Regions from separate parts of the Homo sapiens genome. Here region 1 is linked to region 2. Evidence: chromatin loops called from intact Hi-C (ENCODE). Cell type or tissue: PC-9. All regions are shown on one strand. Each heading gives the region's core, and the rest is flanking DNA. Links, peaks and the distances in the headings are about the cores only.

Region 1 (6,613 bases), core at 1,460-3,959, 80 kb after region 2:
ATTTGTAGTTGATGGATATCAAGCAGGACAGCTAGCTTTTGAAATAAATATGACAGAAAGTTTTATTATTTGTACTTTTATTTTGTTTTGTTTTTTTTTTTTTTTTGAGACAGGATCTTGCTCTGTCGCCCATGCTGGAGTGCAGTGGTGGGATCATAGCTCACTGCATCCTTTATCTTCCAGGCTTGATCAAGTGATCCTCCCATCTCAGCCTCTCAAGTAACTTGGACTACAGGCACATGCCCACATGCCCGGCTGATTTTTTGTTGTTGTTTTTAGTAAAGATGAGGTCTTGCCATGTTGCCCAGGCTGGTCTCAAACTCCTCAGCGCAAACAATCCTCCTGCCATGGCCTTCCAAAGTGCTGGGATTACAGGCATGGGCCACTGTGCCCAGCCTATTATCTGTATTTTTAATTTAACATAGTTTATTTTTAAAATACATGTTTTCATCAGATACAGGAGTCTCTGCTAAACTGTCTTTATCTGAATAATTCAAGTGCAAGGGAATTATCGTACAATCTATTCTGTGTGTCTTATTACTGATTGTCAAAAAGTTCTTTTTTATTTGAACCAGAAGGGTACTGACTTTTAAATTCCTCCAGTCTCTCCACTCCATCCTCTGGAAGAACACTTAACAAATAGATCTGTGTCTGTTGTTTATCCCAAAAATGAGGACAGTTGTGTCGTTGTTATTATCATTTAGCCTAAATTTTAGTATAAACAGGTCTTAAATAATTTCTTCTTCTGTGACATGATTTCCAGATCCTTTCAGTACTGTGGTCATTATTACAACAACATAACAATAAAAGCTCATATTTACGCATTTATTGAAAAATTTGCTATCACTTCATTATGATGGTTCTCCCATGGGTTGAATTGAACACGGGATTTCTCATTCTACAATGAGAACACAGACACTTCAGTACCTTCTTGACTTAAATAACTGCTTAGACATTCTAGACTCTGTGGTCCTGGACAGTACCCAGAATGAAATCTTTAGGGACATGTTTACCTCGTATGTTTCCTATTCTGTAAAATATCCGCCATCACAATCACTCACACTTCTATGTCCTTTGAACTTCAGAACAACTCCATGAGGTAGGTGGCAGTATTGTTATTAGCAATGTTCAGAAAGGCCACGGATCCCAGCTAGTAGGTAATTAAGCTGGCTTTTAAAACAGTTGTGAAATTTATCAAATATATGGAGACGTGTAAAACATACATATAAATAAATATATTAAAATGAACATCTTAACTTACTACCCAGCTAAAGAAATGAAGCATTACCAAACTTAGAAGGCCCTTGTATGACCTTCCAAAGAGAATATCTTCCTCTCTCCCTCTCAGAGGTAGCCTTATCCTAATTTTTTGTTAGCAATTCCCTTGCATTTTTTTGTTTTGATTTGTTTTATATGTACTTATCCCCAAATTAATTTTGTGTTTGGCTATTTTTGTTCTTTATATAAATTTTAAGCATATGTTTATATTCACATATCTTGCTAGTTTCACTCAGCTTCATATTCATTAGAAGCACCCATGTTGACATCTGTAATTAAGGGTCATTTATTTCCATTTCTGTGGTATTCCATTATATGCAATTTATGTATCCATTTTATAGCTGACATTGTTTGGGCTGTTTCTAATTTTGTTGTTGTTTTGTTTTTTAAGAGACAGGTTCTCGCTCTGTTGCCCAGGCTGGAGTGCAGTGGCACGATCATTGCCCATTGCAGCCTCAAACTCCTGAGCTCAAGCAATCCTCCTGCCTCAGCCTCCCGAGTAGTTGGGACTACATGTACACCACTAAATCTGGCTAATTTTTAAAATTTTATTCTAATGTTTTGATTTTTGTTCATACCTCCGTACATAGTACAGAAGGAATAATTCCCTTAATTGCAGGAATTTTATTATCCTTGGCCTCCTGCCAACTTAATGATGGTAGAACTGTGTGTTGTATGTGTGTCTCCACACACCACTGCCCTAAATAGTGGGGCAGGTGACACTATTCAGCTCAGGTGGAGAATCACTTCTCTAGAGTAGAAGTGCTGGGTGTCAGTGTTCAACATGACTGAATAATGCCAGACTGCTTCCACAGTGGCTGTCATGGGTCACTTGCTTATCTGCATCTCCTTTAATATCTGATATTGTCTGATTTTTAATCCTTTGCCAAATGTGGGGTGTCTGAAATGGTATCAGGCGAGTTTCATTTGCCTCGCTCTGATTACTAATGAAGTTGAAACACCTTTTTGCATGCTTATAGTAAATTTTTGTGGTTTTGTTTTGTCAAATATCTATGAATGCTCCTTGTCCAGTTTTTTAGTTGTTTATTTTAGAAGTTTAAAAATGCTGTATATGTTCTAGATCAGTGCTGTCCAAAGAGAACTTTCTGAGATGATGATGTTCCATATTAGGGCAAGTAGAGTAGCTACCAGCCATGTATGACTACCGAGTAACTGAAATGTGTCTAGAGCTACTGATAATTAAATTTTAAATAAAATAGCTACATGTGGCTGGTAGTTACCATATTAGGTTGCTGTGCAGATTTATGATTCGTAAATAAGTCCTTTTAGTTTTTGCCTTCCTTGTCTTTTCATCTCATTTTATTGTTTTTATGTTTTGTTTGGTTTTGAGATAGGGTTTTGCTCTGTCACTCCAGTTTGAGTGCTTGGTGCAATCACAGCTCACTACAGCCTCCACCTTTGGGGCTCAAGCATTCCTCCCGCTTCAGCCTCCCAAATAGCTGGGACCACAGGCAGGCACCACCATGCCCAGTTCATTTTTGTATTTTTTGTGGAGACAGGGTTTCTCCACGTTGCCCAGGCTGGTCTTGAACTCCTGAGCTCAAGCAATCCACCATCCTTGCCCTCCCCAAAGTACTGCGATTACAGGCATGAGCCACTGCAGCTGGCCTCATTTTATCTTTTAAAGAATTAACGTTTTAATTTTAACTCAGTTTTTTAAAAAATCGATCTTTAGACATAAAGATATTCTCCTATACTGCCTTCTAAAACTTCTGCCTCTCTCACTTAAGACTTCTTTTTGTTTGTTTGTTTGTTTTGAGATGGAGTCTTGCTCTGTCACCCAGGCTGGAGTGCAGTGGCACGATCTCAGCTCACTGCAACCTCCGCCTCCTGGGTTCAAGGGATTCTTCTGCCCTTAGCCTCCCGAGGAGCCGGGACTACAGGAGTCCACCACCATGCCCGGGTAATTTTTGTAGTTTTAGTAGAGATGGGGTTTTGCCATGTTGACTGGTCTGATCTTGAACTCCTGACCTCAGGTGATCTGTCCGCCTCAGTCTCCCAAAGTCCTGGGATTACAGGCATGAGCCACCCCGCCTGGCCTCATTTAAGTATTTTATCCACCTGGAATTGATTTTGGTGTTGGATGTGAAGTAGGTATCCAATTTCCTTTTCTTTAGTAGATATCCAATTTCCTTTTCTTCCCCCATATGTGTTTTCAAATATTCTATCTCTGTCAAACAATCTGTACTTTCTTCATTTGTTTTCAGTGTGTTTTCTGTCATTAGTTGAGTTTTTGTGTATGTATGAATTTGATTTGGTTCCATTAGTCTATTTATCTATCCTTGTGCCAGTACCACATTATCTTAGTGACTAGTTTTATAACAAGTTTTGAAATCTGGTTGGGTAATACCACTCCCTGCATTTAGATTCCTTGGTTTCCCATCTTCAAACCCTGAGGTTTATCTCCTATCCCTGGTGCTCTGTGCTGTCATTAAAGTAAAAGGTCAAGGTCTCCAGATTATGCCCACATTCTCAGGAAGAAAGCAGGGTGTGACATGGGCTTACCTCCTAGATTTCCTGCTTTCACTTTGTTTGAGGACTCAGTCTTCCTAACAGCAATTCACCAGTTTCCCCACTTCTTAATAGTTATAAGAACAATTGTAACCGCTTATAGGATTTGTTTGATAAAGTAAAAATAGGTTAGTTATTCAAAGCAGATTATTGACCTGTGTGCTTTTAGCTCACAACCTTTAGGTGAAAGGGAACCGTTTCTTTATGCTTGGTTTTGTATATTTTGTATTATCTAGAATTCTGGCTTGCATTTTCTATCCATTATTTCTCCTTTGGGTTAATGAAAATTAGATGCCCATGGGTTCTTGCCCTCCCTCTTTACTAATCAAATCTTGTTGAGAGTTGGATCTTTCTTGTGCATACTATCTAACTTGGCAGGAAATCTAACATGTTGTTAATGTCCTCTGGTTAGGGGAGCAAAGGAATTAACACTAATAAAAAACATTTTGTGATTTTTTACTCTTGGGTATACAGTTTTACTTGCTTTTACTCATTTCTTTTAAACTAACCTTCAGAGAGTGTGGGTCTAAATTGTCTAACAATGTGTTTTAAATCCTTAATTAGTTCACTATATGTAGTTTTGCTGCCAAAGAAACTATGGCAACAGCCTTGGAAAAATTAAAATTCCACGCACACATTCTTGTGTGGAACACCTCTCATAGACTTCATTTTTTAATACTTTAAGAAATTGGCAAGGCGGGTGGATCATGAGGTCAGGAGATCGAGACCATCCTGGCTAACACGGTGAAACCCCCGTCTCTACTAAAAATACAAAAAATTAGCCGGGCGTGGTGGCGGGCGCCTGTAGTCCCAGCTACTTGGGAGGCTGAGGCAGGAGAATGGCGCGTGAGCCCGGGAGGCGGAGCTTGCAGTGAGCTGAGATCACACCACTGCACTCCAGCCTGGGCAACAGAGCAAGACTCCATCTCGAAAAAAAAAAAAAAATTAAGTTGTGTGTTTGCTTAAGGGTATTATATAAAGTTGAACTTGAATCAAGAAAAATAAATTTCTGAGCAAATGCCTCAGAAAGTAGCAAAATATGGTCTGCAAAACACAAAGAAGAAACAAAAGGAGAAGGAGCTTCTTGGGGGGCTTGATTGGATCATTAAATGGATCAGAGCCACCTTGGACTTGTTTCAAGAGTTTACTCTTAACTTTTTCTCAAATGCTCTAGTAATTATTTATATTAATAATTTACTCAATGAAATTGCAAACATATTTTCATAGTGTTTCAGAAACTGTTGAATTGATGGCAGTGATGGTTTTAGAGGATTTCAGAATTCCTTTGAAATGGGTCAGAGAGAACTGAGAGAACTCCTTATACAGGAGACGTACCTGACATCTGGTCAAGGGCATTCCTCTAGCAGCTCTCCCTGCTCTTCTGCGGTTTTTGATCTGTTTTGGATCATATCCATCACCACGTAAACACATTTCACCTATATTAAACAAACAAAAGACCCTTTTCTTGACCCCACTTTCCTTTCCAACTGCTGTCTAATTTCTTTGTTTCCCTTTGAGTCACAACCCATCAAAAGAGGTGTCCACACTCATTAGATCCAGTTCTGCCATTTTCTTTTTCTTTTTCTCTTTTTAAAAAATTATTATTATTATTATTATTATTTATTTTAACAGAGTCTCTCCCAGTCACCCAGCCTGGAGTGCAATGCAGCGATCTCGGCTAACTGCAACCTCCGCTTCCTGGGTTCAAGCAGTTCTTCTGCCTCAGCCTCTCGAGCAGCTGGGATTACAGGCATGTGCCTCCACGCCCAGCTAATTTTTGTATTTTTAGTAGAGACAGGGTTTCACCATGTTGGCCAGGCTTTTCTCGAACTCCTGACCTTGTGATCCACCCACCTCGGCCTCCCAAAGTGCTGGGATTACAGGCATGAGCCACCACACCAGGCCCTCTGCCATTTTCTCTTAAGCCTACTTCAGTCCTACCCATCCCACAAATCTACTCTCTTTAAGATCACCAAGGACCACTACTTTGCTAATTCCTCATTTACTTAACTAACATTAGTGTTGAACAGTTGATCCTTTTCATCTTCCTTGATAAATCTTCCTAACTTGGGTCTTTGGAATAGCACGCTTGCCTCCTTGCCTTTCCAGGCACATTCCTTTGCACAAGGTGCTGTTCAGACGAAGATCCCCATGGGCCCTCACCTCCTTCAAGTCTGTTCTCCCATGTCACCTTCTCAATGAGGTGAGCACCATTTTCAAAGCTGCAGCCCACCTTGCTTCCATGCTCCTGATTTTCCTTTTCCTTGTTCCATATTTCCTTTTTTCCCCTATCACTTATCACTTTTTGGATTTAGATACTGACTTGATAAAACCAGTTTGGCTATGAAAATTCTGGAAGACAAGCTAAGCAATAACCATCCTGGACATTGGAACAGGCAAAGATTTCACGACAAAGACACCAAGAGCAATTTCAACAAAAGCAAAAATTGACAAACGGGATCTAATTGAAGGTAAGAGCCTCTGCACAGCGAAAGAAGCTATCAACAGAGTAAATAGGCAACCTACAGAAAGGGAGAAAATTTTTGCAAACTATACATCTGACAAAGGTGTAACATCTAGCATCTATAAGGAACTTAAACAAATTTACAAGAGAAAAACAACCCCATTAAAAAGTGGGCAAAGAACGTGAACAGACACTTCTCAAAAGAAGACATACATCTTCCCAACAAGCATATGAAGAAAAGCTCAATATCACTGATCATTAGAGAAATGCAAATCAGAACCACAATGAGATACCATCTCACACCAGTCAGAATGGCTATCATCAAAAAAGCCAAAAATT
Region 2 (6,613 bases), core at 2,256-4,755:
TTCTGAGTACCAGCGCCTTCATCTCGTCAAGGATTCTCCAGTTTCCTCGCACGTCTTCTCTAATTTGCACACATTTCCCATGTAGGCTTGTTTTCACCCTGCCACGCCTGCAAACTCCCCCTTTGTGTCCCCATCCCAGAGCAGCCAGCCCCGTCTGGCTCGGACGATTTTCCGAAGTCCCCACCCCACCCCCTTGACCGCGTCCTCGCGTCCTCGCGTCCTCCCTACCGAGGCGCACCAATGGGCGCCGGGAGGGAAGGCGCCGCAGAGTACGCAGCTGCCCCGGGGACACCTAGGTCCCGGCGGAGAGCGGCCCTCCGAGTGGGCTCCGCGCTCCTTTCCCCTCCCGGGAGCATGGGGGGAGGGGCTGGCCTGGTAGATTCTGGGTAGACTCCCGACTCTAATCCTGCTGGGGGACTCTTTTTGTTGCTTTCCGCATATCCTGCTGTAGTTTGCGTGCTGTCTGCTGTATGATTTTTGTTTCGTGTGTGCCTTTTTGGGTCGAAGAAAAAGGGAGCAAAGTGAATAAGGTTCCCATTTCTCCAGATTGTTTATCATGTCCGTCCTCCTCGGGAGAGGAAGGAGGGCTGACAGAAAAACTGCCCGCAGCTAGTAAGGAATCCTGATGATGTTACTCACGACCAACAGTAGTAAAAATTGCTGAACACCAACCACCTGGAGATTCTGCCCCGCTGTTATTTTAATCCACTTGGCCATAAAGGCCCACTAGATTAGGAGAGGTTGAGATGACATTCCCAGCTTGAAACCTTTGCTATAACATTCTTAGATAAAATAACACCATTCTCTTACACATTCTAACAATCATGGGGATGAATGTGGTCTTCGAAAGATTGAAGTTTCCAAGAATGCGTTCTTGGAATAGGTTTCTGATTTCCATCCTACTGTGACCACTCCTTCCACCTCCCACCGGGAGAGGTGTTTAAGTCACTTTTGGGATTTAGGTTTCTTACTTCTTTCTTCTTCGTCGCGTCGTCCTCCTCGTCTTCTCCTTCTCTTCTTTCTTCCTTCTTCTTCCTCCTCCTCCTCCTTCTCGTTCTTCTCCTCCTCTTTCTTTTCTTTTTCCTTCTTCCTTCCTCTTCTTTCCACTTCCCCACACCAATCTCCTCCCAAGAGGTTACAATTTTCTTGAGGAAAGTTCCACAGACCTTCTCTACTGTGGGGAAAGACCACCGGAATTTTTTAAAGGGTGACATGAGGACTGAGGAGTGGATGGATTTTGAAAGGTAATTTTGCATTTATTTGCAGACACCCAGCCCTGAAGTGCAATGGAGTTGGGTTTTCTTGATTTGCATAATAATAGATAAGCTTTTAAGATGCATCATTCAACTATGCCGATCTTTCAGGTTCAGATTCAGTTGCAATTTTTTCCATATGCATTTTCTGATTTCTGATTATTGCTGAGTTCTTAGGAGTGAAGTGACTTTTAGAAAAGATAGAAAACTAGGATTAAAAAAACAGTGGTGAATATTTCCATTCAGAGCACAATTGTATTTTTGCATTGAGGCACCTCTTTTAATAAAGGAAACTTAATATATTGGAGTTGTGGACTCTGCTTGTAGGATTTGTAGGCACTTGCCACCTTCACTCCATCCCTAGGGCTGGACAAGAAATCTTAGGATTCCCCCCTATCCCGCCCCCCCACGCCTTTTCCTTGTAAGCTAAGGACTTGCTTTTTCTAAGATGCTGACAGCCATTTTACTGTTTCTCACCCAGTCCTTGACAAAAGGTGAAATTGGATCCCAACACATTGTCATTCAGGTAGGGATCCTAAGCAAATGTAGTTTTAAAAGGCTGCCCTGTTGAAAAAGACACTTCGAAAAAAAGCTCTGATCGGTGGGGGGTTTGTGCCCAAATGGTCCTTTATCTCCTCCCAACTGGCCTCTTTCTAACACCTTTGCAACCTCATTGTGGAAACGGACCTCCTGTGGACAGGGTTTTGTCTGGCAAAATGTGAAGTGGCTTCTCTCCTTTTTTGAAAGGAGACACACATACTGTATTTAAATTCTGCTTCTTGAGCTGTACATTGATCTGCCACTTGCTTCTAACTGGGAAAATTGCAGAAAGTGTCTCTTTTTAATTTAGTTAGACTGGTCGGAAAAAAAAAAGTCGAATGCAGGTTAGATTTTTGGCCTTAGAACAAAGATTTTGAGCCCCACATTCTCATCTGTAAACCTTTGGGATTTGTTCAGTGGGTCTGAAATTATGTGGGTTTAGTTACCTAAAGTGTAGGTTATATAGCCCTCCCTGCAGCATGATGGATTTTATAGAGGTGGAGCTAATCTGTTTTTCAGAGGTAAGCCTCACATAGGCTTTAAGGTGTGACTTCCTACGAAGATGGTCAGGGTGGGGGTGGAGAGGGGGATAGTTGTGTCTCTTTGGAAAAGAATGTCTTCCCTTGCTTAAGGGATTGACTCCTTTCATTTGACCTTGGCATTTTGAGCATAGTACAGGCCTTTCAGGACACCATCTCACTTTATGAGAAACATTCTATAGGCCTCTTTATATGTAAAAAGCCAATGTTCAGACTTTTATATTGCTTCTGCTGCTGAAATTCTCGAAAGACGATTTTAAAGTTTGAGAAATTATAAAGTAGCCCTCAAACCAGGCCTGTTGTTTTGCAGCATTTCAAGTGGCAGCACTTACTGCTTATAAGGAGTTGCAAGGGGGTAATTTTACAAAAACAAAAACCTAGGCTTCTTTTAGCACTATAGTTTCCCATGACGTAGTTTTCGCACTTGCTGATAGAGAAGACAGTTTGAAAAGCGTCTACCTTGAAGATTTTCTTGGAAAATTCTCCAGTGGGGGCTGCCTACTCATGATTTTTGTTGTTCCTTTTTAATAATGGACAAAATATATTTTAAAAAATCTTTAAATAAGTTGTGCCAACCAATTTTGCCAGTACTCTGGGAAAGCTGTCACTGAATACTGTTCCCCTGACAGCAGACATCATACATCATGGATAAAAGTCAAAAACCTAATCATCATCTCCTCATGGGTCTGGTGCAGAGGAGCCATGGTGGCATTGAGGTCTGGGAGCAGTAAGTGGCTGTGTCCAGGGAGACGGGTTTTTGCCTATTTATTCATGCAACAAGTTTTTATCAAGCAGCATCGTGGAGTGGAAAGAGCCCCACATTGGGTAGGTAGAGACCTGGATTCCAGCTCTGCCATTTGCAAGTTGGGTGATTTTATCTGTAAAATTGAGGATGGTGATTCTTCCTCAAGATTTGCTCTGTGGACTTAAAGGAAATAGTGCATGTAAAGGCATCTGTTAATGTTAAGCCAGGGCTGAGAAATATTGATGGATGTGGTTGTTCTCAAATGGAGAAATGATTATTGGAAGCTTACTGAGCATGGAGCTCTATGCTGGGTATTCAGGGGATTTTACAAGGACGTATTCCAGCACAACTCCTTAAGGAGTTTACATTCTCGAGGAGGAGATAAGATTGCACAGGTAAACCAGCTAAGTAACAATGCCTGCTTGTTAGAAGGCATATCTGGCTCTGGGAGCCATTTCGCCAGGCACTTATAAGGCCCATTTAACATTATAGGACAGTACAGGCTTCCTAACAGCAAGGGCCTGGCACAAGGCCAGTGTGCCTGCCTTAAAGTTAGCCCAACTCTGCTGGGCTGGGCACACTTACTATGAACTTGGCAGACAGACCAGCAGGTTGGTCAGACAGCTGCTGGATGAGGCCTGGGAGGGAGGGAGGAGCAGGGTTTCTTCCAGTCAGGGCAGAAGAAATACCAGAAGCAAGAACTGGAGCTTCAACTCCAATTGAAGAAAAAGCAGCAGCTAGAACAGAGGCATGTTCAGGAACTGAAGGACTCAGCTGGGGCAGAAGTGTCAAAGATATAAAGCAATGTTGTAAATACTGACTACAGCTGGAATTAAAGAGCAACGCTTCTTTGTATGCAGTAAAACAACAATGCACTAAATTCCTTCCTTTTTTTTTTTTTTTTTTTCTTAAGAGACAGGATCTTTGCTCTGTCACCTAGGCTGGAGTGCAGTGATGTGATCATAGTTCACTGTAACCTCAAACTCCTGGGCTCAAGCAGTCCTCTTGAGTAGCTGAGACTACACACACATACCATCACACCCTGCTAATTTTGTAATTTTTTGTAGGGATGGAGTCTCACTCTGTTGGCCAGGCTGGTCTTGAACTCCTGGCCTCAAGTGATCCTCCCACCTTGGCTTCCCAAAGTTCTGGAATTACAGATGTGAGCTACTGTGCCTGTCCTGCATTATTCATTTTCGCATATATCCAACAAAATTTTGGGGAGCTTCTGCTCTATGAAGGGTCTTGGGTTAGATTTTATTTATTTATTTTTTATATTTTGAGATGGAGTCTTGCTCAGTCACCCAGGCTGGAGTGCAGTGGCGTGATCTCTGCTCACTGCAACCTCTGCCTACCGGGTTCACGCCATTCTCCTGCCTCAGCCTCCTGAGTAGCTGGGTCTACAGACGCCTGCCACGACACCCGGCTAATTTTTTTTGTATTTTTAGTAGAGACGGGGTTTCACCATGTTAGCCAGGATGGTCTCGATTTCCTGACCTCGTGATCCACCCGCCTCGGCCTCCCAAAGTGGGGTTAGATTAAACTGGCAATCACAGGTGACTAAAGCCTAGTCCATGCCCTTAATCTGTCAACTAATGATGGAAATAGACACAAAAAGAGGCATTATGATACAGGTGGTTAGCGAGAGACATAGAGGCATTACACTGCAGTAGGTTAGTGCAGTGGTAGAGAGAGAAACAGGATATTATGGGAGCATAGAGGAGCCTTGCCCAAGCCCCTCTGGTGAAGTCAAGGAAGTTAGCTACTTCTCCATTGTCCTTTTCAGTGAAATGTCCACACACACAGGCCAGTCCTGAAGGAAGCAGCAGCAGCAGCAGCAGCAGCAGCAGCTTCACACATGAAGGGTAGCCAAATCAGTAGTTCATTAGATGTTTCTGATTCCTTTGGTGGCACTGGACAAGGTAGCTCGTGTATCTTGAACACCTGAACAGGACTCTGACTCCTGTGCCCCTTCATATGGCTCCCATGTCTCATTTCTTTGGCCATTATCCTAGAGCTTCTGTGGTTATTGGACATAAATATCTTGCTGGCTCTATTATAACTGCAAGCTGATTTGCAGTCATGTTTGGTAAGATGTGTAATTTCCTCTAAATCACATGCATCATAACAGGACAGGGCTGGTTTAGAATGATTTGAATGTGTAATTACGCAATATAGAATATTTTCGAAGGAAAAATCACCTGTATATGCAAATAATGTGATTTGATTCTACGCCTTGTGTACCATATAAGCCTTAGTGGAAAAACTGCTGTGTTGCTTTCTTTTGAAAATGGATATTTAGAATAGAAGAAAACTGTCCATTGACGGATGACTCTGAGTTGAACTTGTCAGGAATGAGCCCAAGAAAAAGCATGTTGAATGACTTCTGATAAACTGTCTCTGTTGTGCTTAGCACTTCCTGGACTTCCTTCTCACTAATGCCTATCTTTGCTGGCCTTATTCCTTGTGCTTATTATGTTTTTCCTGCCAATAGTACTTGAGTCTGGAAGGGCTTGGGGGAGGGAGAGGAGATGGTTTTACACTTAGTAACATGTTGCTGCTATTTCTGGTTGCTGCTTGAGGAGTTCCTTCCTTGAGCTTAAGTGGATGAGCAGGCAGGAACCTTGCAGAACTCTGGAATTTTGGTATTAGATGGAGTGGGATTTATTTTAGATATGCTTGGACCTTGGAGTAAGAATTTATTGAAAGTCAAAATATGAAGGGACAACAGGGACAAGAATTTTGACTCAGCCAGTTAGTTATTAACTGTGTAACTTCTGTCATGTTATTAAATCACTCTGAACTTTAGTGTCTTTGTATTTCATGTAGCTAATGGGAGTAAATATATTTTAAAGGATAACCAAGTGTCTAGCTCAGGGCCTAAGGTAGGAGCAGTCAATAAACAGAAATGTAAATATGAGAGCAGTTCATTTAGTGCCAGGGCACAGAACCGGGAAGGTGGTAAACATGTAGCTCCTAAGCCTGAATGAAACTGAAATCTAATTTGTAGACCTGCAGATTTCAATATGGTCAATCCTCTGCCCCCAGGTTTTTAAGATATGGTTCACGGACCTTTGGATGTGGTGCAAAGCCATGCTTGGGGCTTTCTGAAGAAAATGCTAGACCTGGCTAGTCATAGTTATTTCTTTAGTTTTAAACTACAAAGATTTAAAAACATATACAAAAGTAAATAAAATAGCATATGAATATCCACATACCTCTCACCCAGCTTAGACAGTTATTAATTGATGGTCAGGCTGGTTTCATCTCTACCTCTGCCTCCACTTGCTCTTCCCCCCAGATTATTATTATTATTATTATTATTATTATTATTATTATTATTTTATTTTATTTTTTTTTTTGAGACGGAGTCTCGCTCTGTCGCCCAGGCCGGACTGCGGACTGCAGTGGCACAATTTCGGCTCACTGCAAGCTCTGCTTCCCGGGTTCATGCCATTCTCCTGCCTCAGCCTCCCGAGTAGCTGGGACTACAGGCGCCTGCCACCGCGCCCGGCTAATTTTTTGTATTTTTAGTA

What was found. A loop is a pair of places that touch in the nucleus more often than their neighbours do. Peaks named below come from ENCODE experiments on the same cell type or tissue, not always from the same donor. Only the 100,000 strongest peaks of a DNase experiment are listed, where the experiment ranks them.
Region 1: it touches region 2 in a loop (2.5-fold over the local background); 28 of 110 quality-filtered maps call a loop at or near these places.

What each region holds. Positions count from the first base shown.
Region 1 is chr1:64,552,382-64,558,994 of GRCh38, forward strand. All of the region lies in intron 2 of CACHD1 (cache domain containing 1), which reads left to right. It overlaps LOC124904195 (a long non-coding RNA gene), which reads left to right and starts at 373. Exons shown (of 2, transcript XR_007066150.1): 1 at 373-6,013; 2 at 6,126-6,613. In PC-9, for the core only: no CTCF peak of the experiment used is centred there; no DNase peak of the experiment used is centred there.
Region 2 is chr1:64,471,207-64,477,819 of GRCh38, forward strand. The region is part of intron 1 of CACHD1 (cache domain containing 1); the gene reads left to right. Among named protein-coding and RNA genes, the nearest start is that of CACHD1, 4.4 kb to the left of the region's middle. RefSeq lists enhancers at 1,052-1,837, 1,838-2,623. In PC-9, for the core only: no CTCF peak of the experiment used is centred there; no DNase peak of the experiment used is centred there.